2 separate regions of the Mus musculus genome follow, and region 1 is linked to region 2. The links are chromatin contacts, found by Hi-C or POLR2A ChIA-PET in ENCODE. All regions are on one chromosome and are shown on one strand. The core of a region is the stretch at or near the end of the contact, and the rest is flanking DNA. Distances in the headings are between cores, read along the strand shown.

What was found. A loop is a pair of places that touch in the nucleus more often than their neighbours do. ChIA-PET counts read pairs that join two places held with the same protein, here RNA polymerase II (POLR2A).
Region 1: a loop to region 2 is called in a map of left cerebral cortex, with 2.6 times the contacts of the local background. The contact joins the enhancer-like site here to the promoter of Wnk2 in region 2. A Hi-C loop is called at or near these places in 1 of 37 maps with a recorded cell type or tissue (left cerebral cortex). POLR2A ChIA-PET finds 5 or more read pairs at or near these places in 1 of 5 experiments (Patski).

Annotation. Positions count from the first base shown.
Region 1 is chr13:49,100,209-49,106,598 of GRCm38, reverse strand. It overlaps Wnk2 (WNK lysine deficient protein kinase 2), which reads left to right. Exons shown (of 30, transcript NM_001290313.1): 3 at 3,637-3,809; 4 at 5,416-5,636. Among named protein-coding and RNA genes, the nearest start is that of Wnk2, 45 kb to the left of the region's middle. Within about 2 kb of position 2,556, at least 1 of the 3 ENCODE cell types and tissues checked has a DNase peak (open chromatin) inside an H3K27ac peak, as active enhancers do; it is left cerebral cortex, where a contact is called at or near this core.
Region 2 is chr13:49,143,601-49,149,761 of GRCm38, reverse strand. It overlaps Wnk2 (WNK lysine deficient protein kinase 2), which reads left to right and starts at 1,434. Exons shown (of 30, transcript NM_001290313.1): 1 at 1,434-2,000; 2 at 2,528-3,210. The coding sequence starts at 2,530.

The DNA.
Region 1 (6,390 bases), core at 1,307-3,806, 44 kb after region 2:
TAGGTGTGCATTATTTGGCTGGGTATAGAATTCTTAGTCAGCACTTCAAGGATGCTGCTGCCCTCCCCACAACCAATATCGCTGACCCCACTCACTGCTGCCTGAGCCATTTCTTTGCAGATAGGAAATCTTTTCAGACCTCAAGATTCTGAAGTTTCGCTGGGACAGATCTGGAGGGTAGGTCGGTTTTCATTACTGACCTGATTTTAGCAGGCCTTTTCATCCTAAGACAGTCTCCCTTTAATCCAGGGAAATGCTATTCTGCTGTATATAGCCACGGTTACATAGTTGTTTGTCTTCCAGGTAGTTCTTTGTTGTTTCTTAATCAATCTCTCTCTCTCTTTCTCTCTCTCTCTCTCTCTCTCTCTCTCTCTCTCTCTCCTTTTCGACTTACCTTTCTCATTCAGTCTTTGGAAATTTTTAACTTTTTATTTTGTTTTTGTAACATTTTAAAAATTGAAATATAATTTATAAACATTGAAATATGTATCTTAAAACATTCAACCTGGGGCTGGGGAGACAGTTCAGTTGTTGAATCACTGGCTGAGAAAGCATTAGTTTATATCTGAAGCTTAGTGGGTAAGTAAACTGGGTGGGTGGAACAGCCTGCTTTTAATCCCAGAGGCAGAGACTGAGAATCCCAGGAGCAAACTGGTTAGCTAGACCAGGAAAATCAGTGAGTTTAAGCGAGACTCTGCCTCAGTAGATGAAGTGGAGAGTAACTCCAGTGCTCTCACTCAGGGAGAGGCTGGCAGATCTCTGTGAGTGTGAGGTCAATCAGAGCTACAGAGACCCTGTCTCACTCTCCTGCAACCCCCAAAGAAATCAGATATGAATCTCAAGCTTTCATATGCTTTTGGGCTTGAACACATGCACACACACTAAACAAGTTTTCATTGTACACACACGCACACAAGCATGGTTGGGCTATGGCTGTAGCTAAGTGCTAAGGCATTTGAGAAGCAAGTACAAGGCCCTGGATTCAATCCCCAGTTCTTCCCAAACTAACAAAAAACATCCTTCACCACCCCCAACTCCAGAAACCCCCAGCCCCCATCTGGACACCAGATTCTCAGTTCCAGAATTTGCCCACTCCAGAGACAGCCACTGTTCTGAAGTTGACCCTTTTTTGTTTGTTTGGTTGGTTGGTTTTGTTGTTGTTGTTGTTGTTGTTCTTGGTTTTTTTGTTTGTTTGTTTTGTTTTGTTTTTTCAAGACAGGGTTTCTCTATATAGCCCTGGCTGTCCTGGAACTCACTCTGTAGACCAGGCTGGCCTTGAACTCAGAAATCTGCCTGCCTCTGCCTCCCAAGTGCTGGGATTAAAGGCGTGTGCCACCACTTCCCGGCTGACCCTTTGCTATCAATCTAATAACAGTTCCCAATCAAAGTGGGTTCCCACCAGACACATGTTTATAGCCGGCTTCCTTAATCCAGACTGAGCTGGTTCCTGGGGTGTATATGTTTTTGTGGGTATATCGACAAAGTTTCTGTTAACTGGCATGGGATCCTTCAGCTGCCGTTAGGTGGGGCTGTGGTGGAGCTGCTCTTGCGCCATCTTCTGAGGACTTGTGTTTCTTCTCTCTCCGTGGATCTCCTCTTTGAGGGGAGTGATGGGACCCAGAGCTGGTAGGAAGCTGCTGAGAGATCTTGGCCATTTTTCCAGGTTGTTTGGTGAAGCATCTGTCTGTCTGCATCATTTATGGATGCTGTCTTTCCATTCAGGGGCCAAGTCCTTTGTCAGATGTATATATTGGAAATGGTTTCTTCTAGTGTGTAGCTTTGCTTTCATTATCTTAGATAAACAATAATTTTAACGAGCAGAACATGTTACCATTTTACTGTCTAGATTAGAGATTAACTCATTTGTACTCAGTGTTTTACTGGGTTATGGAATATGTTTACATATTAAACAAAGCCAGCTCAGCTTTCAAAATTTGTAAGAACTAATTTCTGAGTGTTTTCTTTTAGAATAGAAGTTTGCTCTTGAATGTGCAGGTCCACATCTTGGGTCTTCATGGGAAGGACATTGGTTATCTGTTATGAAGTTTCTGAATGATTGTCTTTCTGGTACTGGTTACATTTATGATTTCTCTTGGCTGTTTTGCCTTGTTGATGATGGCTACTGTCCCACTGATGAGCAAAGGGACAGATGAGGGTCTGTGTTGTGGAGCAGGGGTCTGGCCTAAATGGGTATGACTGCCAGGTGGGGTATAATTTCTTAACACAGTGACTATTGTCATGACCCTATTGGCCACTGCTTTGTTGAACTCTGGCTTGTCGTTGTATGGGGCCTTCTAAAAGGTCCTTGGGATCTTTGTGTATATTTCCTTTCAGCTCTGATCTCTGCTTGATTTATCTCAAACCATCTGCTTCCTGTCTCCTGGAATTTCTCTGACTTTCTGTGTTCTGGGTTCAGTTGTGTTAACAGTTTCCTTTGCAAATATAAACACCTGTCTGGTCACTCTCCTGTGGCTCTGGGGTGTGTGGTAGGGGAGGCAGGACTGGAAGGTGACTCACTCCATGTAGGTGGAGCTGAGAAGGGTTCTCTATGCTTAGAGAATGGGGGAAGATCACCCTGGGGCCCTTGGCTGTGGCATCTCCTGAGAAGAACTGGGAAGCACAGAGCAGAGATTGGGGGCGTGTGAGCTCCTTGGTGTTGTTTTGAGTGTTCCAGGATGAGAATCCATGGATGGATTTGGGAAAGGAGGTGGCAGAGTCAGAGTCTAGATAGGCTGTGGGGTTAATGAGGCAGGGGCTAGGGCAGAGGGCACACAACTTGAAAGTTTCAAGGAAGCAATGAGGTTTTGTTTTCTTTGAGACAGGTTCTCATATAGCCCAGGCTGACCTCCAAGTCGATATATAGCTCAAAATAACCTTGAACTGCTGATCCTTCTGCCTCCCCATCCCAAGTGCTGTGTGGGCCACCAGGCCTTGGTCATTGAGTGCTGAAGATTGAACCCAGGGCGTTGTGCATGGCAGGCAAGCACTGTTTGCAGTGAGCTACATCCCTAGACCTACAGTGATGTTCGTAAACGTTGGGACAGCAGATTGGTTCTGCCACCAGGCCAAGCACAGCGACCCAAAGCCAGGCGAAACATGCTTCTTTCTGCTCTGAGGGCTGGGCTGCCTGCTCTCAGGATTGCCTTTGCCAAGATGGCCCTTCATCAGCCCAGTGCGGGTTTTTGGCACTGCAGTCTCCTGGGTCTTGAGCACCTCCCCCTACTGTGTATGCCTTACAAGCAAGCTGACATTTCATCCCTTTAACAAATACTCTAAAATGAATGAGCTCTGAGGGAGCAGAGGCCTCTGAGGTTTTGTTTTTTTTTTTTTTTTTAAAGGAAAAAGTGCAGGAGCTCGGTCAGCTGCATGGCGTGTGAGCTGCTTCTCAGCTTCCTGGAACAACTTCTTTCTTACAGAGGGCCCAGACAGGCTGTATCTGGGGTTGTGGGGCCCAAGGGTTAGCTATGGTGCGCCATTTGTCATGGTGGGCAGAAAGAAAGGGTAGATTCTGCTACATGTCACTGCTGGGGACTACCTGCCCCTGAGGCGTCTCCTGCTGAACTCACCTGGAAGAAGGGAGAGTGGCTGCCAGGGTCCAGGGCACCAACCACCCAGTGCACCTATCTCTGTCTCTAGGACCGGAAGCTCACCAAGCTTGAACGGCAGAGATTCAAAGAGGAGGCGGAGATGCTGAAAGGTCTACAGCACCCCAACATTGTGCGCTTCTATGACTTCTGGGAGTCCAGTGCCAAGGGCAAGCGATGTATCGTGCTGGTGACAGAGCTGATGACCTCGGGTACACTGAAGACGTAAGTGCTGCACACATGTGGGCTGGGGTAGCCTTCGTGACCAAGCCTGCTCAGTCAGTCAACAGGTTCTCCAGTGCAGGAATGAGGATTAAAAAGAAAAAAGACAGTTAGACAACATTGTAGTGTGGCCCCAGGTAATTCTGAAACTGAAGGCAAATTTTTATTTTCCAATCCACTTTTTATACCATTTTAATTACATGCAAGTATTTTGGGCAAGCAGTACAATAAGGAGCTAACAGAGCAGCAAACAAGTCCCATGATTACTCCCGTGACAGTTGTTTAAAAGGGCTTGTCATAATGACCAAAATACTTGAGCCCACTTCCTTGTCCAAGCCCAAAATCTTGCCTGAAGCCTTGTTCTTCTGTTGTACCCTAAGACTAAAATTCCTGCCTTACACTACTTCCCTATTACAGCCTAAAGTAAGATTCTTGCCAAAACTTACATCCTTATTATGCCCTAATGTCAGATTCCTGCCTGAGCTTACTTCCTTGCCATGGCCAATGTCAGATTCCTGTCCGAAGCCCATTTCCTTGTCCTTGGCCAATGTCAGACTCCTGCCAAGCGGTACCCCAAAAGGCTTTCCACACCGTCCGTAGGGGCTGTGATAGGGTAACAGGTGTTGGGATGCTTGGGTCAACCTGGCTGGCGTCTGTGATCTGGCGTTCATTCAGCAATGCCCTTTTTGAGTCCTATAATTTCTCTCAGCCATGGGAAGCCCATTCCCCAAGTGAGAAGACTCGGACCTAATAGTCTTCCTAACATTTGGCTCCCTCTGGCTTCTTGTAGCAAATGAGACTGGTTCTCGTGACCATGCGACTATTTCCACTCTCCCTTCCTGTGTAGGACACTTCCCAGTGGCACAGTTCCTTTGTCTGCTTTGTCTGGGATCTTATTATTGGCCAATATCTGTTTGCCTAGAGGCCAGCCTGGCATGTTCTGCTGGTTTGGAAGCAAAATGCAGACATTAAGGGCCAAACATGACACAGCAACGGGCTGGGGGTTCAGTGGCCATGGCAGTTTGCTACTGTCTGAGGTCTGTGCTATATTGGGATATGGGAATGCCCCCCCCCCATAGCCATGGTTGAGTTCCTCTGAATCATTTTAACCCTGAGGCCCCGAGTAGGACCTTGATGTTTTCTGCCTCTGGGTAGCTTCACTCTACTGTGCTGATTCAGTGAGGGAATGTCACTTCCTACCTCCCCGCTGGGTGACACCAGGGCCCAGCATGCAGCTTGTTGCAAGGATAGCCTGGCCTTTGTGACCTTTGACTGTAGGTATTCCTCTATTATTCGTGTGCTAGGCTGGGACCCTGCCCCATTTTGTGGCTTCTTCTCACATCCAGGAGATGAAGACTATGATTGGCATGGGTTTGGGAGCAAGGTCTCCAATGAAAAGGTCTAGTGGAGTGCCGAGGTCCTGGCTCAGCCACCTCGATCCAGCTGAGAAACCCTGGGTAGGAGAAGAACTGTTGGCATATCCCTTTCCCCTCACTGCCTGTCCCACACAGCTGCAAAGCTCATGTGGCTGAGACTAGACTTTTCCAGGCTTGGCCTTCCTCGGGGCCTGCAGCAGGAGAACTGCTTGATGGTTCTGCCCCTCCCCCAGGTACCTGAAGCGGTTCAAGGTGATGAAGCCGAAGGTACTGAGGAGCTGGTGCCGGCAGATCCTGAAGGGCCTGCTGTTCCTGCATACAAGGACACCCCCCATCATCCACCGTGACCTCAAGTGTGACAACATCTTCATCACTGGGCCCACCGGCTCTGTGAAGATTGGTGACTTGGGTCTGGCCACCCTTAAAAGAGCGTCTTTTGCCAAAAGTGTGATAGGTGAGCCTGTTTCTTCTCCAGAGGCACATAGAGAACCACACAGTATTCAAGGAGCCATGGAAGCCTGGATTTGCTCAGTTACTTCAGACCTGGTGCAGGAGGCTCATCCGAGTGCCTGGGTATCCAAGCAGCCCCAGAATTCTGGTGGCTCAGCCAGAGGACCTGCCTAGTGGGGACACTGCCTTCCAGCTTGCCTGGAAATACTGGTTCTGTTTCCCACTGACAGTCCTTTCAGACTCAGGGGTGGGGGGAGGGGGTCTCTGCATTGGAGTCTTGGCTGTGTTGGGTACCTCCTATGATTTCCTGCCAAGGGTGGTGGGCTAGATGCCAACTTCTGAGCTGTGGTGGACACTGTGGCTGCTCAGGAGGAGGAAGTAGTGTTACCACAGAGGAATTACACTGCTTGTGGGAAGTGAGACTGGAGCTGGTCGCAGTAATCAGGGAGAGGAGTACCCAAGGCTGTGGGGCACAAAGAAATAACAGCATGCAGAGTCTGACAGAAAGGTGGATCAGAGGCCCAGTATAGTATCTACATGGTGGTGGAAGGTGGTGCTGAGGGTTTGGCTCCTTTCTTGTCCTTGGGCCTTGGCTCCAGGCCTCTCTTCCTCTGAGAGACCTTCTTGGCCAACTTTTGGGGGATGGTACTCTGGGTTCTGGGGTAGTAGCCTGCAATTCTGTTTAAGGATAAAGGGGGTCTGGATTATGTTATATGCCCAACCTTGAAATAACTAGCATAGCACTAAGTATCTAGCAG
Region 2 (6,161 bases), core at 185-2,684:
CTGAGACTCTTCTGTCATGATTTCTCTTACACAGGCCCTGCCTATTATAGCTTCCATATACGTGCCAGGACCCAGAGGGCCTTTGCTGGATAAACCCTGTCCAAGAGAAATTACATTCTACAGGCTCAGGTTAGGAGAGGCAATACTGGGTGGGGTCTTTAGCCTCCTTAGTGAAGTTGTAATGGTCCTCACCCACATTCTGCCCCAGCTTGGGAGGTGCAGCTTGGATCCCCATCTCCAGAGACACTCAGACCCACAGAGCTGGCACCTGCGCTCTGCTTCTGGTTGAGTGGGCTTTACGTTCATGCCTGACTCCCAAGGTAGATGAGAAATGAGATAATATAAATTAACAGGCATCTGGCAAATGCCCAGTCCAGTGACAAGTACACAATTTAACCCCTGGGTCTCTGGGGTATATGTTGGAGTCCTAACTTCATGGCTCTCAGTTTTCATAACGTAAGTAGTCCCAGCATTCCCCCTTTAAGGAGACAGTGTGCTACCACCCAACTCAGCTAGGAAGTGACTTGAACATCAGCCTTTTAAAGTTACTTTTGACTGGTATCAGCATCCACTGACAGCCCCTAGCAGGGCCAGGGAAACCCTGTCACTGGGTAACAGCTCTGTCTGCATTTGCTTCCCTTTAATCGTGAAGGATGTGTTGCCTCTGTTGGCTTTTCTGTCTTATGAGTTGCTGGTGTCAAAGGCTCTAAGGCCAGCAGCCGCTGGCCATCGGTTCACATTTGTAACTTGCATCTTTGACAGGGTGCCATACCATCAGGATGAGCAAAGAGATCAGAACATGCTGGTAACTTCCTTTGCGCTGTTTTCTTCAGGTGAAGTGACCCCAATGATGTGCATCACAACTGGTGAGCCCAGGTGCAGGTGCCTGGCATGGGCTCAGAAATCAGGTCAGTCTTCTGTGACCCTTGCAGTCAGGTTCAGAGATGCCCGGGGCAAGGGCTTGTCTGGGGTAATTGAGTAGCTCAGGGGGTGGAGAGAGAAGCTCCTGAGGGGGTTGAGGGTGGGGAAAGATGGCAATCAATATGGTAAGTCAAGGGGTTTCTGGAAACCTTTTCCAGTTTCCATCTTGGGACCTCTGAGATTTAGGACAGAGAAATCCTTTCTATTTTTTTTTTTCATTTATTTTTGAGACGGTTCCTGGTTCCTTTATTGCCACGTGACCCAACTCCTGGATCAAGTATCCTCTGCCCCCCACAGCCCTCCCCCACCGGTGTTGGGATTATAGGCTTGGGCCACCACGCTACTGATCAGGGCAAAAGGACATCTGTCTTTGAGATCTGGATTTGCTTAATGGAAAAGAGGGACACAGCGCTTACTGGTACCAACGTCCGTGGATGATAGTGAGGTTTTCCCATATCCTGGCAGTACAGAAAGGCCCAGAAGACACTCCAATTTTGCAACCATACTTGGGCACCTAGGATATCCTGAGGTTGTCTGTTTTGTCTTGGCATAGGTTCCAGGATTTGGCTCTCTGGCTAAGTCACGTTGTCTGTGGCCTGCCACCTCCGGGGAAAATAGAGCCCCTCAAGGCCCCACAGTTCAGCGGACCACTTCCAAAGAGCTTCAGGGCCAGGCGCCGGCCTGGAACCCTTGCCGCAGGTGGAGGCCATGGGGAGCATCCCGCAGGTGGCGGCGCTCAGCCGCAGCCAGGTGGGCGTGTCAGGCCCCGCCCCGCGCTCCGGTCTTGGGGAGGGTGGGACGAACGGAAGCCCCGCCCTCCCCGCGCGCTAGTTCGGAGCCGGTGCGGGAGCGGAGGCGCGCGGAGCCGGCAGGAGCACGCGGGAGCGCGGCCCCGCAGCGGCCCGGCCCGAGGGAGCAGCATCGTAGGAGCAGAACGGCCTGGCGACCCCCGCTGCAGCCAGGACCCCGCCCCAGCGCGACGCGGCCCCGAGAGAGGACTCTGGCCCCGGAGCGCGGCCTCGCCCTCCTCGCTCGCCCGGGTCCCCGGGCTGCGGGCATGGACAGCGCCCGCTCGCCCTGTGAGTATCGAGCTCTCCCGTTCGCCGCCTTTGTGTGCGCGCCGCGCCGCCGCAGCCCCCTCCCCGCGCGCCCCGGGCCCGCGTCCTTTGTGGAGCCTGCTCCTGTCCGGTGCTTCCCTTTACCCCGGCCTCCCTGTCCCTTCCCCACCCGCTCGCGGGATAGCCTAGCGGGGTCGCTCCAGTACTGGCCTTGACCCCTTTCTCCAGCCTCCCGAGCCCTTCTGTAGCTCCTTTGAGCCCTCAGGGACACCTAGCAGGTCGTCCCTCCTGGAGTCCCTGGGACAGCTAGAGACAGGCCGTGTTCCCGGCTCGGAGCTGAGTGAAGCAGGGCATCCCCTTGCAATCCTCGCCTCGGGGTCCGGTCTGCAGCCCTCTCCCCGGAGCCCGCAGAGGACCGCCCGGCAGGTCACTTCTGCGGTGGGGCTGGGCAGGGCGCGGGCCCAGAGGCGGCGCTGTCTCATCCCGCGGCCCAGGCAGGTGCGGCGGGGCTGGCGCTCACGCAGGGTCCGTGTGTCCTTGGCCCGCAGAGATGGACGGCGATGGCGGCCGCCGAGACGCCCCCGGCGCGCTGATGGAAGCCGGGCGCGGCACGGGGTCGGCGGGCATGGCGGAGCCGCGGGCGAGGGCGGCGCGGCTCGGGCCCCAGCGCTTCCTGCGGCGCAGCGTGGTGGAGTCGGACCAGGAGGAGCCGCCGGGCCTGGAGGCGGCCGAGACGCCGAGCGCGCAGCCCCCACAGCCTCTGCAGCGCAGGGTGCTTCTACTCTGCAAGACGCGCCGGCTCATCGCGGAGCGCGCCCGGGGCCGCCCCGCCGCGCCCGCGCCCGCCGCGCCCGCTGCGCCTCCCGGCTCCCCGAGTGTCCCCTCGGACCCTGGCCCGGAGCGAGCGGGCACGCAGGAGCCCAGCCCAGATCCCACCACCGCCTCAGCCGCAGCCGCGCAGGTCCCCGACGGCGGCCCGAGGCAGGAAGAGGCGCCGGCCCCAACACAGGAGGACGCTGGAACCACCGAGGCAAAGCCGGAGCCCGGGCGCGCACGCAAGGATGAACCTGAAGAGGAGGAAGACGATGAGGACGACCTCAAGGCCGTGGCCACCTCTTTGGACGGCCGCTTCCTCAAGTTCGACATCGAGCTGGGCCGGGGCTCCTTCAAGACGGTCTACAAGGGGCTGGACACGGAGACCTGGGTGGAGGTAGCATGGTGTGAACTGCAGGTGAGCGCCGCTGCCCCGCAGGTGGGCTGTCCGCAAATGCGTCCTTGGGTGTGTCCTTGCTCATATGAAGGGCTTTAGGCAGCCCTGGGGATGGTGGCTGGTATGTGTCACCCTCTGTGTGGGTGTCCTGCAGGATATGTGCCTCGTGTATGGCTAGCCTGTTGGTGCTGTTTCTGGACCTGTGCACACACAGGTTGAGGCTTGCCATCTTGGAGGTCAAGGCTGGGTATGTGCTGTGCCCATGGTGACATAGGCTCTGGAGTGGTCAGTGGAGGTTCGTTCTGTCAGCCCATGCTCCTTGTCCGTCCACAGAACCCACTTGTACTGGCTCAGTAGGGACTGGAGGGTAGTGAGAGAGAAGGCTGTCTTTAGGCCCTTTTCTAGGTGGCTTGGAAGCTCCCAGCTGTCCTCAAATTAGCATTTTTCCTGTACCCTGCAAGATGTATGTGTGATAACTGCAGATGCCTGCAAGGGTTTCCTCAGATTCAGGAATGATGATTGGTGGGTCTTTGGTGTTCTGCTGGCCAAGGCCAAGAAGCCCTGTCAGCAGCCTCCTGGTGTTCTAAGAGCCTGGTTTGTTCACACGTTAGCTGTGTGAGTGAAAATTATGGGGGAAAAAAAGGCCTGCCTTTTTTCTTTCTCTCTCTTTCCCTCTTCTCCACCCCCTTTCTTCCTTCCACCTTTCTCTTGTATCTCTCTCTTTTTTTTTCTTTCCTTTCTTTTCTGGAAGCAGAGGCTCAGCATGTATTTTTCATAACCTTGCCCTCACGTTAGCTGTGTCAGCCCTGGCCCTGAAGATTATATAAACCGCAACCCTAGCCGTCCTGGGGCCAGCCTTGGAAGAGGAGGCAGCTCCTGTCACAAGGGGTGTTTACAGGCCCTCCCTTACTGGGAGGGAGGGGCAGCTGTCAGGCAGGGGCCAGCTGGGAGAGTGCTGGCTGGAGGTGTAAGCCTACCCGCTGGCCCTTAAAGTTAGCTGGCCCTTCCAGGGCTGATGCATCCTGGGCAAACCTGGGTGAGCTGGGTGCCAGGGCTGCTGTCCGGTGCAGGATGCCTGCACTTTTGGCTGGGAAATGGGATGCAGGTGCTGTGTTCTCAGCACCTGCAGGGTGCTCTCTGCGTGCGTGTACAAGCTGGGCTCATTTCAGAGGTGACCTGTCATCAGTTCTGAGACAAAGAGCTTCAAAGGTCTTGTCTCCATACTGCCCTTTGGTGCTGAAATGGGAATACGGCTTCACATGCGAGGGTCAGTGGAGACTTTCAGCAGGAGTTGAGTTTCCTTCCTCCTTCGTGGTTCCTATGAGGATCACCCCTGACTTTTGCCTGGCATGTTTAGTGGAGTGCTTCTCAACCTCCCCAACACTGCAACCCTTTTGATACAGTTCCTTATGTTGTGGTGACCACTCCCCCCCCAACCAGAAAATTACTTCCATTGCTACTTCGTAACTGTAATTTTGCTACTGTTATAAACCACAATGTAAATATCTGTTTTCCAATAGTCTTAGGGAACCCCCAACTACCAAATTATTTTCATTGCTACTTTGTAACTGTAATTTTGCTACTGTTATGAATCATAAGTATCTGTGTTTCTCCATAGTCTTAGGTGACCCCTCTGGAAGGGTCTTGACCCACAGATTGAGAATCACTGTCCTAGACCTTGCAGAGAGAGAGTCTTGATTGTGCAGAATGGGTGGGGATGGGGAGGGGCAAATTCTGTGGCCCAGGGTCCTGAAGGGTGTATGCCCTGTGTCCCTGCTACCTGAAGAGGCACACAGGAGAGAGGATCAAGCAAGGGGATGTGAGTCTCGATTCTGGAGAATAGCATGATTCTTGGCTCCCCGCCTTCCTGCTCTTGCCAGATGGCCAGCGTGGCTCTCTGAGCACCTGCTGGTGCTGCTACTATGGAATGTCACTGAGGGTAGAGGACAGAGCAGCGGTGCTCCAGTAGGCTGGATGTGAGAGACTTCCACAGGCCAAGCCTGCCTATCTGGCGGAGGCATTGCAGAGTCCTGGGACTCTTGTTAATTCCTTCCCTTTAAGGCAAGGCAAGACAGCCTGCCCTTGTTGTGGGCGGGGCAGCAGAGGGTGGGGCCTGGACCCTGGCCAGGGGTCTTTGGATACTTGGCTCGAGGTAAAAATGGGGTAGCTTCTGGATTTTAGTGCTGTTCCTTGCTTGGGGGAGACTGAGAGCCCCCCAGTAGATGGGGAAAATGCCTTCACATCTTCTTCAGTGAGAGGTGCTGTTAATGCATGGCTTGGGCTGCAATGCATTGTATGGGGTTACCCTCCTTTATCTGGACCACCCTGGGGACAGCTCACATGACAGGGGTCTGGGCCTGCTTAGAGCCCCCTGGATGAGAGCCTCCAGATCACACACAAGTCATGTCAGTCCTGGAAACACTGATTAACTGTCTGATACTGTTCAGGAGATGGCTGGGTGTCACAGGATCTGGGAGATGGCAGAAGCCTGACTGGGGTGTGGGGCACAGGCTTGCTGTATAGAGCTCTGGGAGAACCCACCCAGAGGCCCCTGCGTGGTATCCTGGGTGGAGGAGATAGTTGGGCAGCAGGGATTCTACAGATACCCAGATCAGGGCATAGGCTAGGAGAGAGGAGCCAGAGTCTCTGCCCTGGGTCAGGGTAGGATCCCTATGCCTCCTGTGCTGAGGACCCCATCAGGGTATGGGCTATAGAGTTCTTGGCTCTGGACTCAGGAGGGAGTCTTGTTTATCCACCATGTACTGGGTTTTTCCTGAACCTCTGCAGTCTCCAGTGTTTCCAACTGCTGGGTAAGGCTCCTGAATCCCGGATGGCATGGTGAAGAGAGGGTCTGTCAGGACTTTGTTTTTCTCCTGGGGTGGTTAGCCTCCAAAGGGCTTTGGTCTGTTTACGCAGGTGCCCACTAAGTGGCCACTTTCATTTTTGCACCCTCAGTGGTGGTTCCAGTGTGG